3 separate regions of the Homo sapiens genome follow, and all the other regions are linked to region 3. Evidence: chromatin loops called from intact Hi-C (ENCODE). Cell type or tissue: chondrocyte. All regions are shown on one strand. Links, peaks and the distances in the headings refer to the core of each region. The heading gives the core; the rest is flanking DNA.

Region 1 (10,784 bases), core at 1,838-9,837, 150 kb after region 3:
TTATTTTGGAATCCCAAATGAAACCCAATGTGTATTTTCACATATGTTCTAATATTAAAATGTTATGATCTTTTGAAAATGTTGTTAAGTCCTAATTTTGCTTGTTACTTGTTCTATTATTTGTAGCTTATGATTCAGGACATCTCAACTATTTCACAGTTTGTAACTAAATTGATAAATAGATTGTCTCATTAAAATAGATAACATGATTATCCATTGTTACTTATGTCATCAATCACACCAAAGGCAGAAAGCTAACAGATGTCAAGACCTGGCTTGGACTACTACTATTTTTCCTCTATAGACTCTAACTCTGAACTGGCAGATCTTTGTTAGAATGATGCTTCCTCTCCATGGTCATCCCCAACTGACATGGAAGACAAAAACCCTCATATTTTTGAAGGGTCATGAAGGAGATGCAAGTGGTTATTTTTTCATTTCTGAGATACATACTAACAATATATTTGCACACAACACACCACGAGTTTACTCAGCGCCATTCTCATTTCATAGATACCTTACTCCAATGTTTTTGTAATGAAAATGTGTAATTTCATTATTGGCTAGCACCTGTTTTGCTTTGACTCACACTGTTTTCCGGGAACTTGTCAGCAAACTAGTCAAATGGCCTTCTTGTAACTGTGTAAAATATGGACTGCTTCACAGATTAGTGTGACATGCTTATGCAGGGGCCATGCTAATTTTCTCTGTATTGGTCCAACTTTAGCATATGTGCCGCGAAGCAAGCACAAAGCTCTACTTTTATAAATGGATGCTGATCAGTCATGGATGAAGCTTGGCTCTGTTCAGTCCAACTCACCTACTTGAGACAGATAATTCTGACTAATGGCTTCCTATGAGGTAATATTTGAAGATATTTTAAAAACTTGAGGTGGAGAAGCAAGTGGGCTGGGAGATTTTTATTATTATGGAAAACAGATCACTCGAGGGGCCAACCACAAGTTGGAGCCCACTGCGGACAACATGGGACCCTCCTCTATCTAAGAAAAGCTGCTACATAAGATATAAAGGGGCTTGGGGTAAAAAATCTGGTAACAAAGAAGAAAAAACTTTGATATCTTCCTGCAACACTATCTGAACATCTCTAACAGGTTAGAACTATCCCAACTAATATTTGCTAGAGAGAAGACAAACAAGGGACTCACAGAATAACTAAGCATAGAAGTCTTAAGAGACTTGAGTTAAAGAATCCTACACTCATTGCTACTTCTAACTTGTCTAGTCTTATGCTTGATTTCTGGCTGATGAAGTGGACTAACTCACTGCCACTCCAAAACTACCTGAACCAAACTATGAAATCTCACTTGATATATAAGATGCAATGGTTACAATGACTTTAAACCTCAATTTAGTGTTCACTAGCCTTTTTAACACTTACGCTTGAAACTTAGAAGCAACAGCGTAGTCTTCTGCAGTCCATCCAGATATATCTTGGCAAAAGACATCAATATTGTGCTGAAGAAGCTGGTAGACTACACTTGTTGATCCATTACGAGCAGCAAGTATCAGGGCTGTTCTAAAATAAGAAAGATAATTTCATGCTTAGGAACTTTAGCAAAGCTATGTTAAAAGCTAAATTTATAAACTTTACCAATTTAATATGCCTGTCCATGTAGAATTAACCAATTACATGTACTAATAAACACAAACATCTTGGGTGCTCAAGGGTTCATCTTTGTAAATTGCCACCAAAGCCAAACAGAAGGAACAACAAGGAAGCCTCTTGTCCCACTGGGATATGACATAGCAGAAGTTGATAAAATAAAGTCCTTTGATGGGCAGAATACTATGCTCAGGTCACTTATCTAAAGTAGCTAAAAATTTAAGTGAAAAATTATCCATTTCTTCCCTAGTCTGATATAATATATTGTAATTCAAAATGAGCGTGGGGTCAATAAGAGCTATCTGCAGGTTTAAAACAATAATAATAATGCTAATAATAGCCACAGTAGTTTCAGTTAAGAATGCTGATAATCATATGCGAGGCACTGGATTAAATGCCATATATACATATATTACTTATACACAACCACCCTGGAAGGATATATTATTATCCTCTTGTTTCATAAAGGAAAACACTTGGTGATAAGTAATGTTCCCAAGGTCACACATCTAGTAAGCAGAAAAGCTAAGAATTAAACCCAGTCTTGTGTGAATCTATAGCCGATCTCTTTTTTCTCATTGTCACCCATGGCTTGTAGTCATTAAAAGTTCACCCAGTTGAAGCTAGCTTTTTTCCCTCTGCCCATACTAATTAAAAATAACACCAAAATACACTAGAAGTAAAAAGAAGAAAAAACCCAATGAACCCACAGTATCTGGCAATAGCAATTAATAGTCACTTAGGAATAACCTAACATTAATATTTTTGAGAGAAAGCAAGCTAAAGCAAAGAGTCATCCAAAACACAAAATGATTTTCAACTCTAATTTATCTTTAACAAAGTATTTTTAAAGGAAAAGCATGTAAGAAGCAGAGGTTGAAACTACTATAAAAGAGTTAAGAAATTTCAATATTGAGTCACAAAGTAAACTAAAAGTTGAAGTCTACACTTTTAAAACAAGTAAAACCAATATGACATCCCTTTAGTTAAGATCATATGACTCAAAGTATCACCTCATCCATCAACAAACATCAGTCAATATAATAAGAGAAGACAAATCCTGCAATACACTATTTTTTATGTTGCCCAGTCCAAATAATTGTTTTTCTACCTGATGACTTCTGCTGGTATTTCTCTCTATCCCAATAATAATAAGTTAATCTTATCAATTTAATATTTCTGACAAGTGACTGTTACCACTCTAGAACACCACTCAGGTTTAAAAATGAACAAAAAAAGAACTACTGTACCTTCCAAAATTATCTATTGCAGTTAAATCTGGTTTTTTCTTCAACAAAAATGCCACCATTTGCTCTTTTTTCCTATTTACAGCGAGTAAAAGTGATGTATGTCCATCCTGCAAAACAGCAAAAACAATTTATAATTCACAAAATTACATACTTCCCAACTGAACTGAAAACCTTATGTTAAGATCCTATGAACTTAAACATGAAGCAGAAAGTAAATAAAAAGCAATCCCTTCCTTCTCACTCCACTGTGCTTGCCCACATGTTGCTCCTTCCCTTTCAGATACCCCTCCTAGGGTGTCTGGAAGGCACAGTAGCAGACTGGAGCACATATGCCTCACATAAAGGGATAACCGCTGCACAGCATACTCAACAGTGATATGAGCTCAAGGGAATCCAGATGTGATCCTTTAAGAGAAGCCTGAAATCTAGACATGTGTATGAGTTTCCTAAATTTTACATGTTGACACAGCTTATGGAGGTAAACTAACCTAAATCTATGGGACACATTTAGACTACAGACCTCGTGTTTTCATATTTGTTATGAATGTATTTTTAAATAGTTGTATGTAAAGCAAATATTTGCACGTAATATATTTCCTTCTAGTTTCAGATGTTTTACTAAAAAAAATCATATGTCAATGGTAAAACAAATATACTTGAAATACTTTGAAAAGAACATTGGTTGATCATACCTGGCTTCTTGCTTCAATATCTGCACCATATGCAAGCAGTTTTCTTGCCATTGATATATTCTCATTATCAATGGCATAGTGCAGAGCAGTGTTGCCATACATATCTCTAACATTTGGGTTGGCGCCATGTTCCAGCAGGATGGATGCACAAACTTCTTCTTGACATTGTACAGCCTGTCAGTATTAGACCAAGAAATAGACTGTAAATTCTAGGAAATCTTCCACAGGATTCACCAACTAGTCACATTTCAATGAGGTGAATTAATTTTATTCTGTGAATTTAAATTAAATCCATCCCATGCTGAAAGAGTTGGCTACCATATACCTTGATCAGAGCTGTCCTGTTTTCACTGTCAGTGAGGTTAAGCTGGCATTTTCTGGCCACCAGGTCAGCTACCACTCCTGGACGGCCATGGGCACACGCCAAAAGTAGAGCAGTCCTGTGAGAATGAGAGGTCGCTTTAGGCAATTGTAGTGCACAGTCCCAAAACATACAACGACGCATGCAATTGTAAACATCCAATAGTATGTTATCCCTCTGCCTTCAGAACAAATAGTTACTTTTCTTGTGAAGAAAGGCAAGGTTTCCACATCCCAGGTGCTGCTGAGGCTGCCAGGGTAGAAAGCCCAGTGCCCTTGGTGACAACACTCACCCCACCCCCACCCCCACCCTTGCATCGTACCCACATCCTACCCAACTCTACCCCCAACCAGTCCCCTCACTCCATCCAACCCCCACCCCAGCCAACCCTCACTCCACTCGACTCCCCACCACAGTCCCTCACCCAACTCTACCCCCCACCACAGTCCCCAACCCCACCCACCCCCACACCAGTCCTGCACTCCATCCAACCCCCACCCAACTCCACTTCCCACCAGTCTCCCACCCAACTCTACCCCCACCACAGTCCCCCCAACATCCAACGCCCCCAGCCACTCCCCACCACAGTCCCCCACCCCATCCCACCCCCCACCAGTCCTCCACCCCAACCCACCCTCACTCCACTCCCCACCACAGTCCCTCACCCAACTCTACCCCCACCACAGTCCCCCATCACATCCAACGCCCCCCAGCCACTCCCCACCAGTCCCCCAACCCATCCCACCCCCCACCACAGTCCTCCACCCCTTCCAACCCCCACCCAACTCCACTTCCTACCACAGTCCCCCACCCAACTCTACCCCCACCACAGTCCCCCATCACATCCAACGCCCCCCAGCCACTCCCCACCACAGTCCCCCACCCCACCCACCCTCACCTGACTTCCACCCCACCCACGCCTTCACCCCACACCGTATCTCCCCTACCCCGAAACCAGGAACAGGGGCTTCTCCCATATCCCCAGGCCTCCTCCCGGCTTCCTGTTCCCCTTACCTGTTCTTCTTGTCCCTGTCGTTCAAGTCATTCAGCCTGAGCAAGATGCTCTCCATCACCTTGTTCACATCACCTGCGATGGCAGCTTTGTGGATCATGCCCAGATCCTTCTGCCGGACTCGGTACCCGGGATTTGAGAAGCCATCCTTGTCACGATTCTTCCTCCAGGTAGCCATGCGTCTCCTGCAGGCCGCCAGGAACGACCCCCTGACCTCCATCCTGAAGCCAGAGATCTTCTCCCAGGCTGAGGAACGGCTTTAAGACACCTCAGCTCCCACTCGTTTTCTGCCTCTCTGGAGCGCAGCACCAGCACGTAACCAGGTCCAGCCGCAACCTCCGTCAGGGACACTCCAGTCTCCAGCTGCTCGGAGGAGCACCTAGCCCAGCAGAGCCGTTAGGCACCAGCGCGCATGTGCACCTCAGCCGGCCCACGAGGCCATCCGCGGAGAAACAGCCCTGAGCCTCGCGCCCTCCATTCGCGGGCGCCACGTGGTGGCGCACCCGCCCTCCCCCCACCTCCCACCGCCCCCCGCCTCCCCGGCCAGAACCCTTAGGCACCAGGGCACATGCGCACCTCAGCCTGCCCGCGAGGCCCTTCGCGGGAGCTGCGCACTCTCGCGAGCGCCGCCTGCTGGCTGGCTCACGCCTGTGATTCCAGCACTTTGGGAGGCCGAGGCAGGCGGATCACGAGGTCAAAAGATCGAGACCATCCTGGCTAACACGGTGAAACCCCGTCTCTACTAAAAATACAAAAAATTAGCCGGTCGTGGTGCCGGGCGCCTGTAGTCCCAGCTACTTGGGAGGCTGAGGCAGGAGAATGGCGTGAACCTGGGAGGCGGAGCTTGCAGGGAACCGAGATCACGCCACTGCACTCCAGCCTGGGTGACAAAGCGAGACTCCGTCTGGAAAAAAAAAAAAAAAGAGCCAGGCTTTTAGTGCCCGGCAGGGACTCAGGAGGAAGCCGCAGAGCCATAGATCTGCCTTGGTTGGTTCTGCCCTAACTTTGCCCTGTGCTACCCTGGGCCTGTTCTACCCTGCCCTGCCCTGCCCTGCCTTTGGCTCTGCCCTGATCCTGCTTTGGCCCTCACACTGGCCCTAGTGCAGACCTGGCCCTAGCCCTAGCCTTGGCCCCGCACGGCCATAGCCCTAGCCCCCTCCAGGACCCCTCCCCAGTGCCAGCTGCAGGCCCTGGAGATGCTGCAGTGAGCCCGAGAGTACAACGCTCTTCAGCCTGGTGTGGCACGGCACAGCGCAGCGCCCAGGCCCTACTCAACTATGGTGTCACCACGGACGCCAGCACACTGCTGGCGGGACAATGCCACCTGCTGGAGCAGGACGAGAACAGAGACACGCCACTATACCTGTCCATCATCCATGGGCCGACCAGGGTCATCAAGCACATAGCCCATGTCATCTACCACACCCAGCACCTTGGCATCGTCAACCTCACCAACCACCTGCACCAGACACCCCTGCACCTGGCAGTGATCACCAGGCAGATGAGGGTGGTGAGCTTTCTGCTTCAGGTGGATGCAGACCCAGCACTGCTGATTGGCATGGAGACTCAGCCATGCACCTGGCACTGCAGGCAGGCCCTGGTGCCTCTGAGCTGCTGCATGCACTGCTTTGGAGTGGAGCTCCCGCTGTGCCTCGGCTGTTGCACATGCCTGACTTTGCAGTACACCTGGCGGCCCAAGCCCAAAGCCCCAAGTGCCTGGATCTGCTGGTGGACAGTGGGGCTGAAGTGGAGGCCACAGAGTAGCAGGGGGCCAAACAGCCTTGCATCTAGCCACAGAGATGGAGGAGCTGGGGTTGGTCACCCATCTGGTCACCAAGCTTCGGGCCAATGGGAATGCTCACACCTTTGTGGGAAACACACCCCTGCACCTGGCAGCTGGACTGGAGTCCCCAACCCTCACCCTCCTTCTGAAGGCTAGTGCTGACATCTATGCTGAGAATGAGGAGCCCCTGTGCCCACTGCCCTCACCCCCTACCTCTGATAACGACTGGGACTCAGAGGGGCCTGAGAAGGACACCCAAAGCAGCTTCCAGGGCCACACGCCTCGACCTTATCCACAGCACCAAGGTGAAGACCTTGCTGCTAAATGCCACTCTGAACACCATGGAGCTAGCTGCCCCTGACCCCACCCAGCCCTGCAGGGCCAGGGCTGTCACTTGGTGACACAGCCCTGCAGAACCTGGAGCAGCTGCTAGATGGGCCAGAAGCCCAGGGCAGCTGGGCAGAGCTGGCAGAGCGGCTGGGGCTGCGCAGCCTGGTGGACATGTACCAACAGACGGCCTCGCCCAGTGACAGCCTCCTGCACAGCTATGAGCTGGCTGGCGAGGACTTGGCAGGTCTGCTGGAGGCGCTGTCTGGCATTGGCCTAGAGGAGGGAGTGAGGCTGCTGAGGGGTCCAGAGACCTGAGACAAGCTGCCCAGCACAGCAGAGATGAAGGAAGACGGGGGTACGGGAGCCAATCAGTGGAGCAGGAGGCAGAGAAGCTGGCCCACCCCCTGAGCCACCAGGAGGCCTCTGCCATGGGCACCCCCAGCTTCAGGTGCACTGACCTGCTGCCTGGCCCCAGCCCCCTTCCCGGACCCCCCTGTACAGCATCCCCACCTATTTCAAATCTTAAATTTAACACCCCACACCCACCCCTCAGTTGGGACAAATAAAGGTTTCTAATGGGAAGGGAAGGACCCCTCCTTCCCAACTTTGGAAAAAAAAGCCAGGCGTTTCCCCAACCCCTCATGCTCTGGCCAATCCACCTGTGTTCCTCAATCAGCCCGGGCTCCTGGAACACAGCCTGCTCTGCCTGCGCGCAGGGGCAGGGGCCTCCTGGAGCCTCCTTCTCTACCCCACTCCCTGTCCCTAGACAGACTTTCCATCAGTCAAAGCTCCACCGGGCAGGAGAGCAGAGCCCCAGCTCTGGTTACCAGAGATGGGAGGTGGAAGAGAAGACTTGAACAGGGACCAGAAACAGGTACAAAGTAACACTCAGATGACAGGGAGGAATTCCGCTCTTCTGTTCCACAGCAGAGTGATGACAGTTCATGGCATCATTGCACCTCTTTCCAAAAAGCTTGAAAAGGAGGATTCAGAATGTTCTCATCAGAAAGAAATTTTCTTTTTCTTTTTCTTTTTTTTTCTTGAGACGGAGTCTTGCTCAGTCACCCAGGCTGGAGTGCAGTGGCCAATCTTGGCTCACTACAACCTTCGCCTCCCAGGTTCAAGTAATTCTGCTGCCTCAGCCTCCTGAGTAGCTGGGATTACAGGCACGCACCACCACACCTGGCTAATTTTTGTATTTTTAGTAGAGATGGGGTTTCACCATGTTGGTCAGGCTGGTCTCAAACTCCTGACCTCATGATCTGCCTGCCTCGGCCTCCCAAAGTGCTGGGATTACAGGCATGAGCCACTGTGCCCGGCCTCCACAAAGAGATTTTCACAGCGGTATGAGGTCATGGAGACACTCAATAGCATGATGTCATCATTCCACAGTGTACGCGTGGACCAACATGTCCCAATCTATCCTCACAGTGTAATCATTTACTATTTGGCAAATGCGATTCAAGAAATATGAATAAGCAATGGTAAAACTCACGTGAGACCATGAAATTTCCTAAATTTCCAAAGCAATCCTAAGACGTCCAGACTCCATCGCATGCATCACACTCCCCGATTTCCAGTGTCAGGGAAAAGCTAGGGACCCGTTTCCACCACACAGACCAGTGGAACAGAAAGGAGGACTCACAAGTACACCCACACACCAAAAACCACCTGATCTTTGATAACATCCAGGAAGATAAGCCATGCAGAAAGGACTCTCTATCGAATCAATGGTGCTGGGAAAGTGCACAGCCACGTGCAAAGGAATATCCCTGGGCCCTTACCTTCACCCTATACAAAAATCAACTCAAGGCAAATGAAGGATGCCAATGGAAGGCCTTGAGCTATAAAAATCCTACAAGAAAACCTGAGAAATACCCTTCTTGACATGGGCTTGGGCAAAGAATTGATACGGCTGAGTTTCCCAACAGCAACGCCAAAACAACAGGGCTTAACAAGTGGAATCTAATAAACTTCTGGAAGAGCTGACTCAGAGCAAAAGCCATCACCAAACAACTGAACAGACAAGCTACAGAATGGAAGAAAGTGTGTGCAAACTGTGTATCTGACCAATGTTTTATAACCAGAATCCTATAAGGAACGTAAACAAATCAATCACCTATTTTTGTGCATTTTTAGTAGAGACAGGGTTTCACAATGTTGCCCAGGCTGGTCCCGAACTCCTGAGCTCAAGAGATGCGACAGCCTTGGCCTCCCAAAGTGCTGGGATTACAGGTGTGAGCCACTGCGCCAGGCCAAGTATTTAACCTCTTTATGACTGTTTCTTACATTTGGAAGTGGGGATGCTGTAAGTACCCAGCCTATAGAGTTATTGTGAGAATTAATGCCTCACATATATACAAATTTATACAGCTATACTCTTAGAACAGTACCAGGAGCAAAGAAAGTACTGGTTAAAATTTTAGCGATTATTAACTACTACAAATACTATTACTATTATAAATAGCATATGATGTATTATTACTACTATAGTTATCTTAAAAATCTAAAATAAAAATTTTAAATAATATTCTAATGTAATCTGTCAGGGTTAGGGTAGAACCAGTTCAGGGCCAGGGCCAGGGCCATGGCAGGACCAAGGTCAGGAACAGGGGTCAATGCCAGGCCAAGGCCAGGGCTAGGGCCAGGTCTGTGCTAGGGCCAGTGTGAGGGCCAAGGCAAGGTCAGGGCAGGGCCAAACTCAGGGCAGAGGAGGGTACAGCAGGCCTAGAGTAGCACAGGGCGAAGGCAGGGCAGGGCCAACCAGGGCAGGTCTATGGCTGGGGCAGGGCCAGGGCCAGAAGCAGGGTAGATGTAGGGCCAGGGCAGGGCCAAGACAGTGGCAGCTCCAGGGCAGGGCCAGGGTTAGGACCACGGTCATGTCCAAGGCCAGTGCCAGGAAAAGGGGAAGGGCAAGGGCGGGGCCAGGACAGGTACCTGGCAGGGCCAGGGTCTGGGACAGGGCCATGGTAGGGCCAGGGCCACAGCCAGGTCTGTGCTATGTCCAGGCCCAAGACAAGACTAGGGTGAGGGCTAAGGTAGGGCCAGGGCAGGGTCAAAGCCAGAGTAGGGCAAGGACAGGGCCAGGGCAGGGTGATGACACAGCCAGAGCACGGCAGGGCATGTGGTGCCAAAACCAGGGGCCGACCAGTGCCAGCTCAGGGCCAGGAAAAGGCCAGGGCCAGGACAGAGCCAAGAAAGGGTCTGGGTCAGGGCCAGAACCACAGCAGAGCAGGGCCAGGGCCAGGGCCATGGCAGAGTCAGGGCAGGTACTTGACAGGGCCAGAACCAGGCCATAGTGAGGGCAGGGCAAAAGCCAAGGCAGGGTCAGGGCAGGTCCAGGGAGGGGCCAGCGCCAGGCAGGGCCAGGGCACAACCAGGGCAGGGTAAGGCAGGGCAACAGTACCAATGGGCCATGGCAGGGTGAGGTCAGCGCCAGGAGAGGACAGAACAGGCAGGGCCATGGTGTGGCCAGGGCAGGAAAGAGCCAAAGCAGGGCCAGGACAAATCAGGGCGAGGACATGTCCAAGGCCAGCTCAGGGCCAGAACAGGACCAGGACCGTGACCATTGGCAGGACCAGGGTCACGACAAGAGACAGGGCCAGAGCCAAGGCAGGGCCAGTGCAGGTTCAGGGAAGGTCCTGGCCAGGGCAGGGCAGGACCGGGACAGGCCAGGTAATGGTAGGGCAGGTCCAGGGCAGGGCCAGGCTGAAGGCCAAGGCCTTGCCCAGA
Region 2 (10,784 bases), core at 1,292-9,291, 68 kb before region 3:
GTGCCTTTTGAGAAAGGGGTTAGAATGTAGATTTTTCATGATGTATTTGATTCCTACACCATAGTGCTTTTAAGCCAGAATCAGTCTTCAAATTCTTCACATTTTCTTGGAAGACACTGCTTTTCACAGGTATTGGAAATATGTTTGATTGAGTGAGGAATTTTTTTTTTTAGCAATAATGTCAATAGATATGTGGTCTCTAACATTAAAATAGGTGGGAAACTTCCAAATCTGCCACCTATCCTGTAGGTTCTACTTGATAACACTAATGGTACCACTTCATGTAATTTTATATAATTTTCTTCAGAAGTCTGCAGAAAGATATGTTTTACTATCATTTTTTAGGTGGAAGAAGCAAGAAAAAAAGGATTTACCTAATTCTGATAAAACCAATATAGGAACCAAAAACAAATGGCAAAATAACTTTATAATGATGGGGAAAAAGAAGCTAATGTCTAAAATTGTTTCTTGGTTTTTGTTTTTTTGTTTTTTGCTATTTTTGAGATGGAGTCTCGCTCTGTCACCCAGGTTGGAGTGCAGTAGTGCAATCTCAGCTCACTGCAACCTCTACCTCCCGGGTTCCAGCGATTCTCCTGCCTCAGCCTCCCGAGTAGCTGGGACTACAGGCACGTGCCACCATGCCCGGCTAATTTTTTGTATTTTTAGTAGAGACAGGGTTTCACCGTGTCAGCCAGGATGGTCTTGATCTCCTGACCTCGTGATCCGCTCGTCTTGGCCTCCCAAAGTGGTGGGATTACAGGCATGAGCCACCGCGCCTGGCTTGATTTTTGTTTTTTAATCAAGAACTACCAGTAGAAGAATTTCATTTAGAGATATAGAGGTTCCTTCCCACCAAAAAAGTCAAGATTTAAAAAAAACTGTTCCTTGTGATGAACCCAGCTAGGGATGGGAGGGGTGGGGCTGGGAACCACTGATTTCCATTCACACTTTTTCTATGACACATGATGCTTTAAATCTGGCATATAAAATATTTGATTTAAAAAAATAAAAGAAGAAGAAGAAAGTGAGAAAGATGGAACCTACCAAAGATGAAGTTGTCAGGCCGGAAAAGCTGCCCAAAAGGCCCAGACCGCACGCTGTCCATGGTGCCTGGCTCTAAGTCCACCAGGGCGGCCCTGGGCACATATTTCTGAGCTGGAGGAGAAAAGAACCACCCACAAGAGTTACTTTCAGGTTTCTAAAGTAATTGACTTCCCCGTTTCAAGTCCCACCAGTTCTAGCTGCCTGGAATGGATCAACCAGGGTCTTTTCAGAAAGGGTACAGGAACTTTCTTAGAATCACAGAATTGGCTGGGCGCACTGGCTCATCCCTGTAATCTCAGCACATTGGGAGGCTGAGGTGGGCAGATCGCTTGAGCCCAGGAGTTCAAGACCAGCCTGGGCAACAGAGCAAAACCCTGTTTCTAAAAACAAACAAACAAAAAACCAAGAAAATTAGCTAAGTGTGGTAGTGTGCACCTCTAGTCCTAGCTACTCTGGAAGCTGAGGTGGCAGGATCATCTGAACCCAGGAGGTCAAGACTGCAGTGAGCCATGGTTATGCCACTGTACTCCAGAGTGAGACCTTGTCTTTTTTTTTTTTTTTTTGCGATGGAGTCTCGCTCTGTTGCCCAGGCTGGAATGCAGTGGTGTGATCTCGGCTCACTGCAAGCTCCGCCTCCTGGGTTCATGCCATTCTCCTGCCTCAGCCTCCCAAGTAGCTGGGACCACAGGTGCCCACCACCACGCCCGGCTAATTTTTTTTGTATTTTCAGTAGAGATGGGGTTTCACCGTGTTAGCCAGGATGGTCTCGATCTCCTGACCTTGTGATCTGCCCACCTCGGCCTCCCAAAGTGCTGGGATTACAGGGGTGAGCCACCGTGCCTGGCCGAAACCCTGTCTCTTAAAAAAAAGAAAGAAAAAAAATCCTAGAACCTTAACACTGGAATGAGGAACGAGTCCAGGCATGACCTGGCAGAGGAGGTTCCAGGAAGAGGCAGGATGAGAAATCAAGTCCCCTGACTTCCTGCCTACTGTATTTTCCAGCTCACCCTGACACCTCTTTCCTGTTAGGAAGTTTTACAACTTTAGCTCCATGGAAATAAACTAGGTATTTACAGCAAATTGCCAGGTTTGGATGAAATTCTCTGCTTTGTGACACCTCCCCCATGCATACACATACATGTGCCCATGTGCAGTCTGAGAACCTTGTTACCCGGAGCACGCCACTGGCTGTTTCCCCAGAGTCACTCTCATTTTGAGTCAGAGTGTTCTTGTGTGGAAATTTCATGCCAATTGGGCTAGAACTTGTTCCCGGTGAGGACACGGTTAATATGATTCCAGATAGGACCTGCTCTTCAACTCCTGTCCTGCAGTGCACTCGCCAAGATCGAAAATGGATGTACCCAAGCTGGGTGAGGGATTAACATGAAGTGCAGTGTATACTGGAACTATCCTTAGTGTCCTCTAGAAATTTCATCTTCCATGCCCTGATGTTCCCAGCCTTTTGTCATTGCTGCGTAAATGAATAAAACTCCACTCGTTGCTGAGAACTGCCTGGAGTTTCAGCTTCCAGGGAGGTTAAAGTCTTTTTAGAGGTCTGCAAGGGACCAGAAAAGTCACTTAAGAGAGCGTTTCTCAAATTTTTAGCCAAGAATCCCCAATAAGAGATACGTTTTAAACTGGGGGGGGGGGGGGGGAAGCTTTGTTTTTCCCAAGGATCCTTGAGAAACGCTCTAATTTATTCTAACAGGGTCTCGCTCTGTCACCCAGGCTGGAGTGCAGTGGCGCGATCACAGCTCACTGCAGCCTCGACCTCCTGAGCTCAAGCCCTCAGTTAACTGGTACTACAGGGGTGGGCCACCAAGCCCGGCTAATTTTAAAATTGTTGTAGAGATCGGGGCGGGAGGGGGGCGGGGGGTGGTCTCCTATGCTGCCCAGGCTGGTCCTGAACTCCTGGCCCCAAATGATCCTCCAGTCTCGGCCTCCCAAAGCGCTGGGATTAGAGGCTTGAGCCACCGCGCCCGGCTAGACAGAGAAGGCTGGGCAGGAACCGCTACGTTGATTTCACAACGCTAACGGGTGGTCCCGTTCAAGCGCTCAGACCCTCAGGATAGGCTGAATCGAGCTGTTTGAATAAACTGACGGCGGATTTCCCGCCCCGGAGGAGCGAAGGGAGTGGCCGGGCATCCTGCTACACCCCGAGAGAACTTTTCCCGAAGCAAACTCGCCGCGCTAAGAGGCGGCGCCGGAGCGTCCACGCGGGTCCCGGCCGGGCAGGGCGCGGCGGCCTTGCTACTCACACGATGACTCATTGTAGTAGACGTTGATTCTCTCCAGCTGCAGCGCCGAGTCTCCCACGTAGCCTCCGGCCGGGTCGATGCCGTGCTCATCGCTGATCACTTCCCAAAACTTGGGCAGGGCAAGGCGGGGGGACAGACGCTCAGAACCCAGAGCCCGGGACGCCGCCACCCGCGCCCACCCCAGGCGCCCCGGCGGCCGAATTCCAGGCGCGCCTGAGCCGCCGGCAGCCGCTCCCAGTTGGGATGGGGGTGGGGAGCGAAGAGTAGAAGGTCCCCGGCCGGCCACGCCCCGGGCGCTCCCTCCCTGCGGCCCTCGCGGGTCCGCACCGGGCTCCGAGGACCCAGGGGCGCACAGCGGGTGCGCGCCCCGGCGGGGGTCGCGCCGGGAGACCCGGGGCCCGCCAGCAGCCGACCCGCGGAGAGGCCCTGCACCGCGCCAGGCCCACCTTGGTGCCGATCTGGTTCCCGCACTGGCCCGCCTGGATGTGCACGATCTCCCTCATGGCGGGCGCGGCTCTGCGCTAGGAACTGGCTCTGCGGACGACAGCGGCAACTGCGGGCCGGCTGCGCGCGTCCCGGGGCCGACCCTCCGCGCCCCCGCCCCCGCCCCGCCGCTCGCCAATGGCTGCGGGCCCCGCCCCGCCGCCCCCGCTCGACGCCGCGGCCCGGCCTGCAGCAGCCGAGGGAGGACGCGCGGGCGCCAGTCGGGGGACCCTTGCCGGGAGCCGGGCGGAAAAGGACGGGCCCGGAGCTGGCGGGGAGGAGACGGGAAGGAGCGCGGCGCCCGCCCCCACCACCGTTTCGCTGCCCCTTGTGGTGCCCCGCCAGAGGGAGACGCGAGTCGGGCCCTGGCGTCGGGGCAGCGGAGCCGACGTGGCCCGCGGGGTCCCAGCGCCGCGCCCGGGAGCATTGCAGCCGCCCGCGCCCAGTCCAGCCAAGCCGGGACACTGCCCTGGGGTTCGGCGGTGGAGCTTTTCAGGGTCTCTGCCCCCTGCCCCCCACCCCCCGGTCGCACCCCGGGCACACGTTCTTAGGGCCTCTTCGTCCTGGTGTTTCCGTCTCCGGAGATACAGAGGCCATTCCTCTCCGACGACTCCCACCCCTTTGGAACCGGGTTTAGCTAAAGTGACTACAGGGCTGGATCCGAAAATGAACACCTCCTGCGCCGGGTCTATGCAGCCTACTCCTCGCGCGTTAGCGAAGAAATGCGCTTCGGCCTGGGAGGGCGCGCCAGAGTCCGTCTTCCTGGCCAGTTTTGTGTGGTGGAAAGGAATGACTGCTGATGCCGGCCGGGTGACTTGGATTTTAATTCTAGCTGTTTTCAGTTAGCTCTGCGCTTCAGCGGACTCCTCTGTTAACGGAAAAGGTTATCCTAGGGGAGCCTTTCAGCCTCCAAAATGCGGGATGCTCTGGCCTCTGCAGTCAGAATGTGCATGCATCAGGGCTTTTGCGGAAGTTTCCTCACGTGAACGCTGCAGGCTGGGACCACCGGGGTAGCCTCTGCGTCCCCTCCCAGGCCCGTAGAAACGCCGCACATGAGGAAGCGACGATGTTCTGTAATTTGCACTGGCACTTTCTTTTTAGACAGATGAAAACTTTGGGAAATTCCTAATTGTGTGTGTGCATGTTTGTACGTTTGGAAGGGAGTGGAGAACTTTTAAAAGTTTTTCTTCTGGAGTTTTGCAAATGTTTCCAAATTGAGGAATTTTTTTTTTTAACCCTTGGGTCCCCGCCTCCCCACTGCTCTCTCCACCCCAGTGCTGCTCCTCGGCCTTCTTGTGGGTCCCCACACCTCTTTACACAGCCACACGCCCAGGGAGCAGATGAGGAGGCCACAGCCCAGCCCCTGCGCTCCCATTTCAAACTATGAGCCTGAGATTAATCAGCCACCTTCTCCTGAGTCCTCAACACCCTTATTTAGGCTGTTTGTTTCCATTGCTTAATTATTGACTCCAACGAGTGCTACCTTAACCCATCCTGCCGGCCCGAAGTCTAGTGTGGGGAGCCCGAGAGCGGAGGGCCTGTGCCATCCCTGGAAGAACCCTTCCTCCAGCTTTAGTCTCTCTCTCTAAGAAATCCAGCCATCAAGTGGTTTAAAAGAAAGTGTCTACTTTAGAAGCTTTGGTCGTTTGCTGAAATAGCCACCCTTTCAGTGCTAGCCCTTGGGCTGGAATTTAAGTCCAGGGGTCTGATCGAGCCAGAAAGTAGGTGTCAGCGTGGCTTCCGGAAGTCCGTTGTCACTTGGATTTGACAAGGGACAAGCCGACCTGCTGGTTTCTGGGCTCCTGCTCGCTGTGCGCTCTGCGCTGTCTGCAGGGATTGGTGCCCGCGGAGTGCGCTTTGTCTGGAGAAACTCAGTGCTCGAAGAGTGAGGAGACCGGGAGGAAACCTTCCCCCTGCAAAGCTTATCTCCCTTCCCTCTCATCAGAGGCGGGGCCCCGCAAGACACAAGGGATTTCCCCGCAGAATGAACCAAGGCCTCCCCAGGACATGGGGACAGTTCTGCTGTGCAAAGCCTGAATTCACGTTTCTTTCCTAAAGTGGCTCCCAGTCTCTCTGCAGCCTTGGCCTCTCTTTGAATCCCAACCCTGACTTCCCTGGTGTCTGTTGGCCACTCCCTTCTGGGAGCCGGCAGGTGAAACCCTGACCTGTGAGCCCGGCCTGGGGCTCTCCAGGCTCTGGGCCCCCTACCCTCCCGATCTGTGGCCCTCACTCCTCCTGGGCGAGGCTGTTTGTGACGCGGTGTGTCCAAATGCACACAAGCCGCAAACCAAACTTAAAAAAGCGTAGAGGACACATTCTCTTCTCCTACCTTAAAAAATACACCATGGTATCTGGAAAGCCAGGTTCCAGTTTAGAATTCTCAGGCTAGGCCGGGCACAGTGGTTCACGCCTGTAATCCCAAAACTTCCAAAGCTGACATGGCAGGATTGCTTGAGCCCAGGACCTCGAGACCAGCCTGGGCATTATAGTGAGACCCTTGTCTCTACAAAAAGTTAAAAAATTAGCCAGGCATGGTGGTACATGCCTGTACCCAGCTACTCCAGAGTCTGAGGTGGGAGGATTGATTGCTTGAACCTGGGAGGTGGAGGTTGCTGTGAGCTGTGATCATGTCACTGCACTCCAGCCAGGGTGACAGAGTGAGACCGCGTCTCAATAAAAATAAAATAAAATAAAATAAAAAAGAAATCGGTAGACTTCTTGGGCTCCTCGTTGATTTGCATCAGGGCGTGGAAGTGCGGGGGCTGGTCTCAGCCTGCAGTCCTCACTTTCAACACCCGCCTTTCTCCCCACCTCCAATTCTGTCCCACGCCGAGATGGGTCTCCAGTACATGCCTGTGGACACTTCAGTCCTCAGCCACTCACAGCCATCCCAGGCCACCCTGCGGGAAGAAGGGGCCCTAGGAGTAGGTTTGGGGAGGTCTGGGCAGGGACTCCTGAGGTCCGGGGGGCTGAGGTGCCATCTAGGAGCTGTGGGCTCATCCCAGTGGCCCTGTAGGGAGGGGGCAGGCAAGGACAAGGCCCCTCACCTGGGTCGAAGGCAGTGATGGCGTTCATGACTTGGTGCTCTGGGCGAGCCACATTACCCGTGCACTCCTGTCTGCTCACTTTCCTCCTCCTCTTGCCCGTCTCTTCTGTGCCTTAGATCACAGTCTTGCTTCTCTGAACGCCTCCTTCTGTTTCATGCATGTGTAGAGAGGATTCCGGGCTCACTGCCCAGATTTGAATGCTGGTGTTTACACACACCTGGACCGTAGGAGATGGCTGATGAGTGTTTCTTCCTCTCTCGCCCTTTTCTGGGCTGCACCAAGGAATAAGACAGGAGGGTCTCGTCCTCCCCAAATGCTGAGAAGTCCCTGGGGAAGGGGACCCGGAGGGGCCAATGGGGCTCTTGAACTAGGCTGGTAATGGCCGTGAGTGGTGTTATTTTCAACTAAACCCCCAAATCTGGAAAAATGAATGACATCAGACCCTGGTGTTTTTATGTGACGTTCCTCTTGGTAGATAAAATATGGAGTTTCTCCAGAAAGAAGTGGATATTTCACCTGCCAACTGTGCAGGGAGAGGCAGAGGCCGGGACAAGAAGTGGAGAGTGGGAGGGTGCCATGGGGAGGCTGGGAAGGCTGGGGTGCCCCAGTGTTGACTCTCTCTAGGCCCTGGGAGTTGCCACGTGGACTTCAAGGACTGGAACACACTTCCTGCTCCCCACTGCCTCGCTGGGGAAGGGAACCTGCGGCTCCCAGCAGCAAGCCAGGCAAGCAGGCATCAGTTCTGAGTTAGGCTGAGAATAAGCTCTCCTGCTATCTGGCGCCTTCAGTGAAGCGTTGTCAGAATTTACTCTCTGCAGGTTCTCCCGGAAAGAGCAGCCATGGTCCTCCTGATCTGGTGAGTGGGCACAGGGGCCAGTATCGATGGGCGGATGAATGTAACCATGATCCATGGTGTTCTTAGGTCAGTCGGCCTGAGCAGTCTTGGTTACAAATGGGGGAGTCAAAGTTTATAAAGGCGGCCCGGGGATCTGCTAAACACTAGACTGTGTTTGCGCAGTCAAGTTAAATGTATTCTCTTGGGTTCTAATTCTTTTGCAAAATAATATTTCGTGCTTGCTTTGGCAGCAGTATACTAGAAGTGGAATGATACAGAGAAGATTAACGTGGCCCTGCACAAAGATGACATGCAAATTCATGAAGCGTTTCATATTTATTTATTTATTTATTTTGAGACACAGTTTCACTCTGTCGCTCAGGCTGGAGTGCAGTGGTGCAATCTTGGCTCATTGAAACCTCCGCCTCCCGGGTTCAAGTGATTCTCTTGCCTCAGCCTCCCGAATAGCTGGAATTACAGGCGCACATCACCACACCCAGCTAATTTTTGTATTATTAGTAGAGGCAGGGTTTCACCATGTTGGCCAGGCTGGTCTTGAACTCCTGACCTCAGGTAATCCTCCTGCCTCAGCCTCCCAAAGTGCTGGGATTACAGGTGTGAGCCACAGTGCCTGGCCTAAAAAAAATTTTTTTTTTTTTGAGATGCATTTCATGATCTTGGAAAAAGGACAGAAGTGGATGCCGGTAAGCAAAAACACTGTCACCCAAACAGCTACTGGGTAGACTTTTTACCTACAAAAGTACACGCCCTACTTGGCTGTTGACTTGTCCATTTTCTTTCTTTCTTTTTTTTTTTTTTTAGACGGAGTCTTGCTCTGTGGCCCAGGCTGGAGTGCAGTGGCGTGATCTCGGCTCACTGCAAGCTCCACCTCCCAGGTTCACGCCATTCTCCTGCCTCAGCCTCCGGAGTAGCTGGGACTACAGGCGCCCGCCACCACGTCTGGCTAATTTTTTGTATTTTTAGTGGAGATGGGGTTTCACCGTGTTAGCCAGGATGGTCTCGATCTCCTGACCTCGTGATCTGCCCACCTAAGCCTCCCAAAGTGCTGGGATTACAGGCATGAGCCACTGCACCTGGCCAAAATTTTTTTTTAAAGAAAAATAATATTTCACATAGAGTATTAAAATAATAATATTTGATCAACCAGAGAACCATGCTCACAGGCCAAATGGCTATGAGAGGAGCCTGTTCTAGAGAGTCCCAGGGAGTGCCTGGGACAGGGACAACCCAGCATAGTACAAGGGGCTCTGGGAAGCTGCAAAGTGCGGGGCTGTCAGGTCAGACTGCTGGGGTGGGCCTGACTCTAGAGTCATGTGCTTTATGACGGGCCAGTAGTTCATATGACTGGCCTCGGTGCACCTTGAGACCCTCAGCTGTAACGTGGGGTCCCAGAGCACCCAACGCTGAGGGTGGTGTGTGAAACAGGCAAGACAACCCTCGCTGGAGGCTGGGTGTGGACCACAGGCCCTCCCTACATCTGCAGGGCCCAGGGTAAGTATGCAGATGGGGGCCCACAGGGCACATGACTGTGTTTAAAGTTATGGAATATTACTAATAGTATGTTTTATTTTCATGCTTTGACAAACATGTACTTTCATGTCACTCTAGTAGGCTAGGTTTGAATTGAGAACTTCTTGATGGGTCGTTCAGAATTCTCTGCTGATTTGGACCACGTTGGAGAGCTGGCCCCAGCCCTCAAACTGATCCTCTTATCTTTAGCAACTCCTGTTTGCACCATGGGGCCCTGTTTGAACACAGTGAACATCTGGCTCTATACGTCCAAGCGGTTACCCTCCCTGAGCTGGCGGGGTCACACATGCTGGTGGTGAGGCCTGCTGCAGGGAGGCTGGTGGGGCCCACATCCCTTGGTGCAGGCCCAGGGCTCAGAGAGTTCCAGGGTGGGTGCCCAGAGGGAGGCCTACAACACAGAGGCAAATCTCCTTGGCCTTGCACGAGGCTCACTCTGCGGGGAACTCATGCTGGGGGAGCCCGACCCAGGGACCCCCTGGCTTGAATCAAAGGCTGACAGTGCTTCCAAGTGAGGTGGGGTGGGGATGATGTGGTGGGGGGTTCACTCCCCGGAAATCTTGCCGTGCACCCCTGTTTAAGAATCACTAATTTATCAGTTCTCTTTCATGCAGTACACATATATTAAGTGTCAATTGCATACCATGCATTGTTCTTGGCTCTAGGTATACAAAGAGCTAGACCCTGCCCCAAATAGCTGTCCCAGAGTGCCACAGATAGGGTGACAGCAGTGGGCACAGGCCTGGTGGGCATAGAGTTCCAGCTAACTTCCAAGGAGGGACAGGGCCTTTCCAGGAGAGAGGAGATGCAACCTATTCCACTTTTGGCAAAGCCCAGCAGGGGCAAGCTGGCTCCTAAAGTGGGAAGGAGAGTGTCTCAAATGCTAACAGGCTCCATGAACAACGTGTGTGTGCTCGTCCCACCATTCATAGGGCCTGGAAGCCCCAGACATGGGAACCCAACCCTTAGCAGCTCTTTTCCCAGGGCCTCCACTGGGCTTTGGTGAGAGGGGCAGGCGTGCAGATGCGGCTGCTATGCTCCCCCAGCTGAGCTCCCTTGCAGGGCCAGGCCACTCCCCACAGTGCCAGGCAGAGTGTGATGGCCTGGAGGGTGCCCTAGGGCACTGAGAAAGCCTCAGGCCCAGGCTCAGGGGGCCTGACCAGGAGCAAGACTGGACCAGGAGAACCTGGCATCTCCCCAGCCTCCACCAGGAGTTAAACACTGAATGCCAAGCCAGAGCATGGAGGGAGGCCTCCTCTGGGGCCAGCCAAGCAGGGACAGGAGAGCTGAGGATGGAACAGGAGCGGGGAGAACCCCTCGCCCCACAGACACCCACACAATGCAGTACTGTGCTGCGATAAGGGGGAACAAAGCACTGACGCGTGCGAGACAGGATGAGCCTGGACAGCAGAGTGCTGAGTGAAGGATGCCAGGCGCAGGGGGCTGCATGCTATATGAGTCCACTTCTATGAAAGGAGCAGGACAGAAAGCAGAGAGAAAGTAGAGGAGGGGCCGTCAGGGCCTGGGTAGGGTCAGGAAAGTGGCAGGTGCAGGCGAGGATAGTGAGGT
Region 3 (10,784 bases), core at 1,051-9,050:
GCGCTCCCCACCTCCCAGACGGGGCAGCCGGGCAGAGGCGCTTCTCACCTCCCAGACGGGGCAGCCGGGCAGAGGCGCTCCTCACTTCCTAGACGGGGGGGCCGGGCAGAGGCTGTAATCTTAGCACTTTGGGAGGCCAAGGCTGGCAGCTGGGAGGTGGAGGTTGTAGCGAGCAGAGATCACGCCACTGCACTCCAGCCTGGGCAACATTGAGCATTGAGTGAGCGAGACTCCGTCTGCAATCCCAGCACCTTGGGAGGCCGAGGCAGGCAGATCACTCGAGGTCAGGAGCTGGAGATCAGCCCGGTCAACACGGCGAAACCCCATCTTCACCAAAAACGCAAAAAACCAGTCAGGCATGGCGGCACGTGCCTGCAATCCCAGGCACTCGGTTAGCCGAGGCAGGAGAATCACGGGAGCCCGAGGCAGGGAGGTTGCAGCGAGTTGAGATCACGGCAGTACAGTCCAGCCTCGGCGACAGAGGGAGTCTGAAGAAAGAAAGGGGAGAGGGAGAGGGGGAGGGGGAGGGGGAGAGGGAAGAGTTCTTTTAAAAAAAAGGAATACTGACTAAGAGTCTAAGTTAACCCAATGGGGAAAGGAGAGGTTTTTTTTTTTTTAACACTTGTGGCTGGAACTACTAGATATTCACATAGAAAGACATGGGCCTCAGACCTCTCTCACACCACCTGCAAAAGGAATTCAGGATGCGTCATAGGCCCCCATAGAAGAGCCAGAACCGTAAGGCTTCTAGAAGAAAAGAAGGAACTGTCTTTACAACTTAGGGCAGACACAGATTTCTTGGAGATGGTGCAAAAAACACTGGCTGGATGTGGTGGCTCATGCCTGTAACCCCAGCACTTTGGGAGGTAGAGCCGGGAAGATTGCTTTAGCCCAGAAGTTTGAGACTAGCCTGGGCAACAGAGAGAGACCTCGTCTCTACAAAAAATAAAAAGGTAGCTGGATGCAGTGATGCATGGGACAATAGTCCTAGCTACTTGGGAGCCCCAGGCAGGAGGATCACTTGAGCCCGGGAGGTCAAGGCTGCAGTGAGCAGTGATTGTGCCACTGCACTCAATCAAGCCTGGGGGACAGAGTGAGATCTGTCAAAAACAAAGCCCCAAAAAACCCAAAAAAAACACTATCGGTAAAACAAGAAATTGATAAATTGGACTTCATTAAATTTTGAAATGTTCTGCTTACCAAATAACAATCCAACAAAATGGAAGAGGTAAGCTACACACTGGGGGAAATATTTGCAGAAAATATATGTGAAGAGGCGTCTTTAGAGAACTCCTGAAAATCAACAATAAAAAGATGAAGAACCCAAATCAAAAGTGGACATGAGATTGAACGGCCAGTTGACAAAAGAAGATACACAAATGGCCGCTCAACACATGAAAGGTGCTCACGTTATGGCCACTGCTGGTCAAGGCAGGTTCAACAGGTGAAGCCCCATCAAGATAATTCACCACATCAACAGACTAAAGAAGAAAAACCATATGATCATCTTGTCATTTATGTATGTATTGAAAAAACACAATGGAAAATAGCAAGTGTTGATGGGATGTGGAGAAATGGCCCTCACACACTCCTGGTGCTGGCGGGAATGTAAAATGGTGCAGCTGCTGTGAAAACAGTTTGGCAGCTCCTCAAAAAGTTAAACATAGAGTTGCCTTATGACCCAGCAATTCCACTCCTACATACCTACTCAAAAGGACTGAAAATCTGTGTTCACACAAAAATCTCTACAGGAATACTCCCAGCAGCATCATTCATGATAACCAAGAGTGAAAATAATCCAAATGTCCATCAACTGATGAGTGGATAAACAGAATGTAGCACATCCATACAATGGCATAGTGTTCAGCCAGAAAAAGGAGTGAAGTGCTGATATGCACTGTAAGAGGAATCAAGCTTGAAAACATCATGCATGGTGGAAGGAGCCAGACATGTCCAGAATAGGCAAATGCACAGAAATAGAAATAGGGTCGTGGTTGCCAGGGTCTGGGAGGAGGGGGAGATGGGGAGTGGCTGCTGGTGGCGCTATGGGATTTCTTTTTGGAGTGATGAAAATGTTTTGGATTAGAGGCGGGGCACGGTGGCTCACACCCGTAATCTCAGCACTTTGGAAGGGCGAGGAGGGTGAATCACTTGAGGTCGGGAGCTGGAAACCAGCATGGCCAACATGGTAAAACCCCGTCTCTACTAAAAATACAAAAATTAGCCAGGCTTGGTGGCACACGCCTGTAATCCCAGCTACTCAGGAGGCAGAGGCAAGAGAATCGCTTGAACCTGGAAGGCGGAGGCTGCAGTGAGCCTGGGTGACTGGAGTGCCGTGGGGAGATCTGCACTCTAAAATACTCTGTCTCAAGAAAAAAAAAAAGAAAATGTTTTGGATTAGGTAGTGATGACGATTGGATAACCTTGGGAATAAACTGAACAACAATGATTTTAAACTTTAAAATTGTGACTTTTATCATATGTGAATTATATCTCAATTTTTAAATAATCTTATAACTAACATTATAGTGAAAGATTGAATGCTTTCCCCCTAAGATTGAGAACAAGGCAAGGATGCCCTCCCTCCCCACCCCTGTTTAACATCATACTGGAGTCTCTAGCCAGTGCAATAGGCAAGAAAAAGAAAGAAAGCACACAGATTGCAAGGGAAGAAATAAAACATTATCTTCTTGCAATGACATAATTTTTTAATGTAGAAAATGCAAAGAGCTACTAGAGCTAACAAGTGAATTCAGAAGAGTCACTAAGTATAAGGTCAATATACAAATATCAATGATTTTTCTATATACTAGCAATGAATAATTAGAAATGGAAAATTTTAAATACCATTTACAATTGCATAAAAAGCTCATTAAATTCTTACTATAAAGAAAGTGAAAAGATAACTCACAGAATGGGAGAAATATTTGCAAATCATATATCTAATAAGGGCTTAATATCCAGAATATATAAAGAACTCCTACAACTCAACAACCCAGTTCGAAAGTGGGCAAAGAACTTGAACAGATAATTTTCCAAAGAAGATATGCAAATGTCCAATAAGCACATGAAAAGATGCTCAACATCACTAATTAATAGGGAAATGCAAATCAAGTCCACAATGACGTACCGCTTCATACCCATTAGGATGGCAATTTTCAACAAAAAGGGAAGTAACAAATGCTGGTGAATATGCGGAGGAATTGGAGCCCATCGTGCATTGCTGATGGGAATGTAAAATGGTGCAGCCACTGCAAGAAAAAAAGATAACACTTTAGTTTTTCTTTAAAAAGTTAAACAGAATTGACATATGATTCAGCAATGTCACTTTCAGGTATATATCCAAAAGAACTGAAAGCGGAGACTCAAATGAACACTCGTTCATTGCAGCATTATTCACAATAGTCAAAAGGTGAAAATGACACAAATGGCCATCCACAGATGAATGGACAAACAAAATGTGGCATTGCCAGACAATGGAATGCTATTCAGCCTTAAAAAGGAATGAGATTTTGATACATGCTAAAACGTGATTAAACCTCGGGGACATTATGCTAAATAAAATAAGTCTATCACAAAAGGACAAATATTGTATGATTCCACTTACATGAGGTACCTAGAGTAGTCAAATTCATAGAGACAGAATTGAATAGAGGTTCCCAGAGGCTGGGGTGGGGGCAGAAGTAGGGCACCATTGTTGAATGGGTACAGAGTTTCTGTTTGGAATGATGAAAAAGTCCTGGAAGTGGGTGGTGGTGATGATTGCACAGCAATGGGAATGGAATTCAGTGTGAATGCCACTGAACTGCATGGATGTACGTGCCCCAGCCAGGGATGAACAAGCTGGTGTGTTCGTAAATGGACACTACCCAGCGGTAAACAGGAACGAGCTACTGACACCTCCAACAACACGCATGAACCCCAAATGCATTATGCGAAGAGAGAAGCCAGATTCAAATGACCATGCACTGCATCATTCCATTTATGTGGCATTCTGGAAAAGGCAAAAATATAGGAGCAGATCAGGGTGACCAGGAGGCAGAGTTGTGGGGAGGGAGCCTATGATGGGGACACATGGGAATTTTGGAGGCGATGGGCTTGTCATATATCCCGAGGGTGGCAGTAGTTACATAACTGTATGCATTTGTCAAAATGTGCAGAAATATACATTAAAAAGAATGAACTTTACTGTGTGTAAGTCATGTGAAAAAGACTGGTAGGAGTGCAAAATGGTTGAGTCATTGTGGAAAACTCTGGCAGTTTTTGAAAAGTAAAGTGCACATTTATCCTATTACCTAGCAGCTCCACTTCTCCCAGTGTTTCACCCAAGAAAAACAAAACATTTGTTGACAAAAAGACTTGCACAAGAATATTCATAGCAGCCTTATTCACAGCAACCAAAACCTGAAACAGCCCTAACTAATGTTCACTAACAGAATAGATAAGCAGTTGCTGGTGTATTTATGCAACAGAATACTACTCGACAAGAAAAAGGAACAAGCTGCTGATCTACACAGCAGCACGGGTGAGTCCAAAAACATGCTGAGTGGGAGGGCCAGGCATAAAAGAGCTCAGATTGCACGACTCCATTTCTGTGAAGTTCAAGAACACGTAGAATGACCTATCGGGGGAGACTGCTCTTTCTGTGTCCCCAGAACTTTGCTGTGTTTTTAGGACATTGATCACTGATGACCTTGGTAGAGGATGTCACAGGCAGGAAGGGACAGAAAGGACTTTCTGGAGCTATAGGGAATGTCTGCATCTAGATTACAGTGTTGGTTACGTGGGTACAGACATTTGTCAAACTCACAAATTGTATGCCTGGAACTGTGCATTTCACTGAATATAATTTTTAACCTCAAAGAGAAAAATAATGTCTAGTGACAGAGTCAGAAAGCAATTATCTGGTTGGGGAAGGGGGCTGATGGGGTGGAGACACGAGGGAACTTTCTGAGTGATGGAAATGTTCTTCATATCTTGTTTGGTGTAGTCAAAGCTCATCAAACTGAACACAGAAGAACTGTGTAACTTATTGTATATAAACTACACCTCAGCACAAAAGAATGTAAAATATAAAATAAATAATGCTGCAAAAAGAGAATAGTCAATAGTTATCATATTTAAAAAATAATTTTTAAAATGTTTAATTGTGGTAAAAAAACACATAAACTTTACCATCTTAGCCATTTTTAAGTGTGCAGGTCAGTAGCGTTAAGTGTATTCATACTGCTATGTAACAGATATCTAGAACTTTTTCATTATCCCAAACTGAAACTCTGCACCCATTAAACAGCAACTTCCACCACCCCCTTCCCAGGCCCTGGCCACCATGCTTGTATTTTGTCTCTTTGAATTGGACCACTCTGGGTACCTCATGTAAGTAGAATCACACAGTATTTGTTCTTCTGTGTCTGGCTCATTTCACTTAGCACGATGTCTTTAAGTTTCATCCATGATGCAGCTTGTCTCAGGATTTCCTTCCTTTTGACGGTTGAATAATATTCCGTTGCATGCATGCAGTACGTGGTGATCATGCATCCACCCATCGATGGGTATCTAGGCTGCTTCCACCTCTTGACTACTGTGAATAGTGCTGCTATGAACGTGGGTGTGCAAATATGGCATCATAATTTTTAAAAATGAAAAACTAGGGCAGCAAAGATTGACTGTCTGGTCACTTTTTCCTTCCTTTTCTGCATTGTTCAGAGGCCAGCACAGGAACAGAGGACGACACCCATGACCAGCACTGAATCCGACAGTGACCCTGGGTAAGCAAACGCTCCTGCTTTTCCAGAGGCTGAAACGTGTGTCTTTGGAGCCAATGTAGAAATACAGCCGGAGGTTATTTCAAGCCAAAAGACAGCAAAGGTCGTCTCCTGTGCGTTTCCAGGGGCAAGACCCTCTGCACTGTCCAGGGAGGAGGCTCTCGTGCCCAGTGGTTTCTGCAGGCAACACTGGCTCCCGGCACGGTTTGCTCCCCAGATGGCCCCATCTCTATCAGGAGGCGGTGCAGGAAGGCCTGGGGAGAGCGGTGTGCGCCCGCGGCCACCAGGGGGCAGGCGACACGACAGTTACCGGGCACTGACAAACTCCGCACAGTTCCCGCTGAGACAAAGCACCCCTGGACTGGCTCCCCTGCTGTCCTCACCCCCACTCCACCCACCGGGCCATCTTCCCACATTCTGGCTTGCGTGGAGGTTCTCCAGCCACAGCTGTCAATAGAGGATTGGTGAGACCCTGGGGGAAGCCCTGAGGTTTATCAGCGCGCCTGTGGGTTTGCAAGCGTGTGCGTTCTATGAAGCTCTAGAGGAGGTGAGCTGTGGCCAGTGCAGCCCAAGCGTAGGGCTTTCAGAGCCCATGGTAACAGTTATGTCATTTTTGCCTGCCCTGCGTACGCCCCAGCGCAGGTGCGGCTTCCTGTGTCCCTGAACAATGCCCTACAAGCCCAGGGGAGAGCGTGAAGCTCAGCTCAGCTGAACTCGCAGCTACTTAGCTAGGGAGGCTATGAACATGGCTTCCAGATTCCCCACTCCTGAGATAGGATGGGCCTGCACATCCCCCCAGCCTCAGAAGGACCCTTTTTTGTCATAGGCCAGGGCGAATCTTCACCTCACTCCCTCAGGAATAAGAAACGACACTTAGGTGCTTCACACATGTCATTCACAAGCTCTGTGAGTCAGTGGCCCGTGGTAGAAACTGCTGCTCTACTGTGCCTTATATTTTTCACTCATTCTAAAATGAGCTATGGGATCTTGGGCCCACTCATTACTTCCACTTATCAACTGCATTTGGCCTATTTCATTGCTAGGACTTCTATTTTATAACCCCTTACATGGGACTTGCCACCAGATAGACTCTTTATACCATGATCCAGTTCAATTTAATTCACCGCGCATTTACCAAGAGCCTGCGTGTGCCTGTCCTTTCCCAAACAGCAGTCTGCTCAGATGTGTCCGATAGCCCCTCATTGGCTACGAGATGAATCACAGAGTTTTTAGCACGGCTCGTGCAGCTCCAAGACCTTCCAGCCCGGTGTGCCAGCCCAGGGTGAGCCTCCGCCAGGTGCCAGCTGCTGTGACTGTGGCCATTCCCCTGGACCCACTTGCCTGCCGCCCACGCCACCCCCTCCCGCCGGCCACACGGGCCCCTCGCTGATCCTGAATTCGCTGCACATGTTCATGAGGACTCCGTGTCCTCGTTCCTGTGGTTTCTACTGCTTAGAGTTCTTCTCTTCCTCCACCTAAAACCCACTCCTCTTCCAAGACCCAGCTCAAGAGGGGCCCTCCTGCAGAACCTCCTGGAACCCCCACGCCAACATCACGCACTGCTCCTTCTGCGTGCCCTGCCCTCGGCTGCGTTTCCACAGCACTCACCACTGATGACCTTGTGTACCTGTCTGTGTTCATGCGTCTCTCCGTTTGCTTCAAACTGTTAACTTCTTGAGGACAGGAATGATGTTACACCCAGCTCAGAACCTAACTATGGTAAATATAAAAGTAATAAGAAATGTTTAATATGAGCGCTCAATATGGCCAGCAGTGGTGCTAAGTGCTTTACATATTGAAAGGGTCCTGAATATGCACCCCCAAATGTGCCACTTTGGCATAAGGATTATTTTGAGCTGAGGAAACTGAGAATGGGCATATGCAGGACGAGCTGTCTGCCCTCCCCTTTCCCATGTGAAAGCAGGGCATAAACTCCCCTGTGAAGGTTCCCCCTCTCCACGCCAGGAGGGGAGAGTGACTCTTCTCACTGGAGAGGGAGTGAGCGTGAACAAACCTTGCTAAACTCACCCTCACCTTCTGTTAGCGTCCCCCATATGTTCCCAGCCACCTCTCCATGATTTGCCGTCCATGAAGCCCAAACCCCCTTTTCTCTGTTAAAATGGCAGGTAAGCCCCTGAGTCTAACCATTCCTTTGAGTTTCACTTGTTTTCTGTAAATTTTCATCCACATAGAACATTTATTTAAACAATTTAAATTATTTAATTCATTAAGTTTTGTAAAGACGGGGTCTTGCTATGTTGCCCAGGCTGGTCTTGAACTCTTTACCTCAAGCAATCCACCTGCCTCAGCCTCCCAAAGTGCTGGGATTAAGGGTGTGAGCCACCGCACCACTCAGCCACATTAATTTTTTTAAAATTGTTTGCCTTTTTCCTGTTTATCTGTCTTTTTAAAGTTTAATTTGCAGGGCCCCAGGCACTGAACATAAGAGGACAGATGAAAAGTTCTTCCACTTAGAAAGTTGTGACAGCCACAAGGGGCTCACTCTGGAGGCTGCAGCCGAGGTCTCAGGACACTGATCATGCTGACGAAAGGAGGAATTCTTACCACACCAGCCCCCCACAATTCTGCTCAGAATCTGGTCAAGCGAGAGCGGTAAGACTGACTCCAGTCTTGGCCTTGCACCTCCCCTGAGCGGCTAGAGCTTCTTCCTCCCATCACTCCTCCTTGCACGGCCTCTTACCACTGCATTTATTAAAAAGCAGAGAATCTGGAGGGTGCTGATCCTGGAGCACAAGCCCACATCCACCCAGCTGCCCTGAGGCTCACGAGAGGCAGAAGAACCGTGAGCCACGCTGAGCCGAGCCCACTCTTGAAAATGTCCTCAGTAAAGCCTGATTGGTGTCCGCACTGCAGGACACTGCGTTACTTGCATTTGCAGGTGGTGCCAGTGGGGACAATTGCCCCCCACCCCTGAATATGGGTTTTTGGGAGTGTGGACCAGCTGAGCTGATCGGGGGCGGGCAGACTCCCTCTTGTGCTGGTGGACAGCTTGCCTGGTTGGGGTTGTCACTGACCATGTGGAGATGGGATTGTGTTGAGTATCACAGAAGCCCTTGACGCGGAAGTGTGCAGGAGCTTTGCGGAAAGCAGAGTCCATCTCCTTGACCCTCCTGGCTGTTTGGATGTTCGAGTCCCCCGCAGGGCATTTTCCTCATGGCTGGAACAGCCTGGCCCTTCTCACTGGAAGCCTGTTTTCAGGAAATATTCTGCTCAGGGGATCATTGTGGGGAGACTGGGCTCATGCCCCATCACAGAAGAGACTCCTCTGGGGCCCAAATGCAAACTGGAGTAGCCCAAGGAGGCTGAGGGAGCTTTCCTCCACCTCAGCCATCTGCCCTCGACTAAGGAAGGTAGGAGGGGTTACAGGGGTGGCTTCTAATGAATGAAGGTCCTGAATTTGTTCCTCAGCCTGAGCCTATCGAGAGGAATGGGATAGACTTCGGGGTCTTTATGTTTCTTGCCCCAGAGACAAAACAGCAGAAAAGTGGACCAAATTTTTACCCAGATCTAAAACAGACCTTTATAATAATGTCCAGAATCTTCAGTTATGGGTGGTAGAACACTTCCCCTGCTGAGAATTATAACATAAATGAATTATTAAAAATTATAATTTCATAGTCTTTTTTTTTTCAAGACGAATTGTTGCTCTGTTGCCCAGGCTGGAGTGCAATGGTGTGATCTCAGCTCACTGCAACTTCTGCCTCCTGGGTTCAAGTGATTCTCCTGCCTCAGCCTCCCAAGTAGCTGAGGTTACAGGCCACGTCTGGCTAACTTTTTGTATTTTTAGTAGAGACAGGGTTTCACCATGTTGGCCAGGCTGGTCTTGAACTCCTGACATCGTGATCCGCCCACCTCGGCCTCCCAAAGTGCTAGAATTACAGGCATGAGCCATCGTGCCTGGCCTACATGGTCATCTTTTACAGACATCAGATAGCTGATGATATACCAAGCATGGAATGGGGCCGGGGTCTCGAGGGGAGGGTTTTAGGTTATTGTGACAAGGTCTGCTGTTGCTGACTCACTTTGGGAATTTCCTGAATACAAAGTTTGCACCATCAGACAGCCACTGTCAGGTCAGAGAAAATAGCAGGCGTGTGGTGGATTCAACTGATAAGAAAGTTCAAGTAAGTAACTAGACTTGACCTTAAGAATGTTATTAAAATTGTGTAGGATGTCTGAGTTTTAACCTGCCAGCATAGAGAAACCCTGTTGAACACATGAATGAAACTAGTAATTGAGCTAAACTAGCCACAGAGTAACTCGTTCATGGCTGGTGGGGATGCAGATGGTGTCAGCCCCTTTGGAAGACAGATGGCAGGTCCCCGCCCAGCTATACATGTGCTTTACACCCATCCCACAGTCACATCAGGTGCTCACCCACATGGGTTGAAAACGTGTGTCCACACAAAGCCTGTGCGCAGACGCTTATAGCAGCTTCGTTCATGATTGCTAAGACCTGAGAGCAACCAAAAGGCAGTTCAGTGGATGATAAACCAAATGTGGTACATCCATGCAATGAGGTATCGCTAGTGATTCAAATAAATGAGCTGTCAGGCCACAAAACAGAATGGAGACAACTTAAATGCATATTTCTGTTTTTTTGTTTTTTTTTTTTGGTGCTGTGACTCAGATTAAATTATATTTAATTATATTAAATTAAATTAAATTATATGCATTTAATCTGAGTATATATATTTAATCCAAGTTCAAGCAATTCTCCTCCTCAGCCTCCCAAGTAGCTGGGATTACAGGTGCGTGCCATCACGCCGAGCTAATTTTTGCATTTTTAGTACAGATGGGGTTTCATCATGTTGAAAAGGCTGGTCTGGAACTTCTGACCTCGTGATCTGCCCATCTCGGCCTCCCAAAGTGCTGGGATTACAGGCATGAGCCTAGCCTAAATGCACATTTCTAAGTGAAAAAAAGTCAATAGGAAAAGGCTGTATAATTCCAGCAATATGGCATTCTAGAAAAGCTAGAATTATAACAACAGTAAAA

Evidence for each region. A loop is a pair of places that touch in the nucleus more often than their neighbours do. Peaks named below come from ENCODE experiments on the same cell type or tissue, not always from the same donor. Only the 100,000 strongest peaks of a DNase experiment are listed, where the experiment ranks them.
Region 1: it touches region 3 in a loop (6-fold over the local background); 49 of 110 quality-filtered maps call a loop at or near these places.
Region 2: it touches region 3 in a loop (7-fold over the local background); 2 of 110 quality-filtered maps call a loop at or near these places.

What each region holds. Positions count from the first base shown.
Region 1 is chr18:12,088,393-12,099,176 of GRCh38, reverse strand. ANKRD62 (ankyrin repeat domain 62) reads right to left here and starts at 5,334. Exons shown (of 14, transcript NM_001277333.2): 1 at 4,942-5,334; 2 at 3,892-4,006; 3 at 3,567-3,740; 4 at 2,875-2,981; 5 at 1,400-1,537. The coding sequence starts at 5,159. It also overlaps the pseudogene LOC100533852 and the pseudogene RNU6-324P. RefSeq lists enhancers at 647-816, 9,629-10,129. In chondrocyte, for the core only: a CTCF peak has its summit at 6,258 (motif pointing left); DNase peaks (open chromatin) are centred at 5,226, 6,176, 6,569 and 7,335.
Region 2 is chr18:12,301,314-12,312,097 of GRCh38, reverse strand. TUBB6 (tubulin beta 6 class V) reads right to left here and starts at 3,857. Exons shown (of 4, transcript NM_032525.3): 1 at 3,749-3,857; 2 at 3,303-3,411; 3 at 1,045-1,155. The coding sequence starts at 3,805. It also overlaps the pseudogene RNU6-170P. RefSeq lists silencers at 3,322-3,671, 3,692-3,791, 3,882-4,371. In chondrocyte, for the core only: CTCF peaks have their summits at 4,250 and 4,483; a DNase peak (open chromatin) is centred at 3,312.
Region 3 is chr18:12,232,653-12,243,436 of GRCh38, reverse strand. No RefSeq gene overlaps it. Among named protein-coding and RNA genes, the nearest start is that of CIDEA, 16 kb to the left of the region's middle. RefSeq lists a silencer at 6,063-6,142. In chondrocyte, for the core only: CTCF peaks have their summits at 5,840 and 6,047 (motif pointing right); no DNase peak of the experiment used is centred there.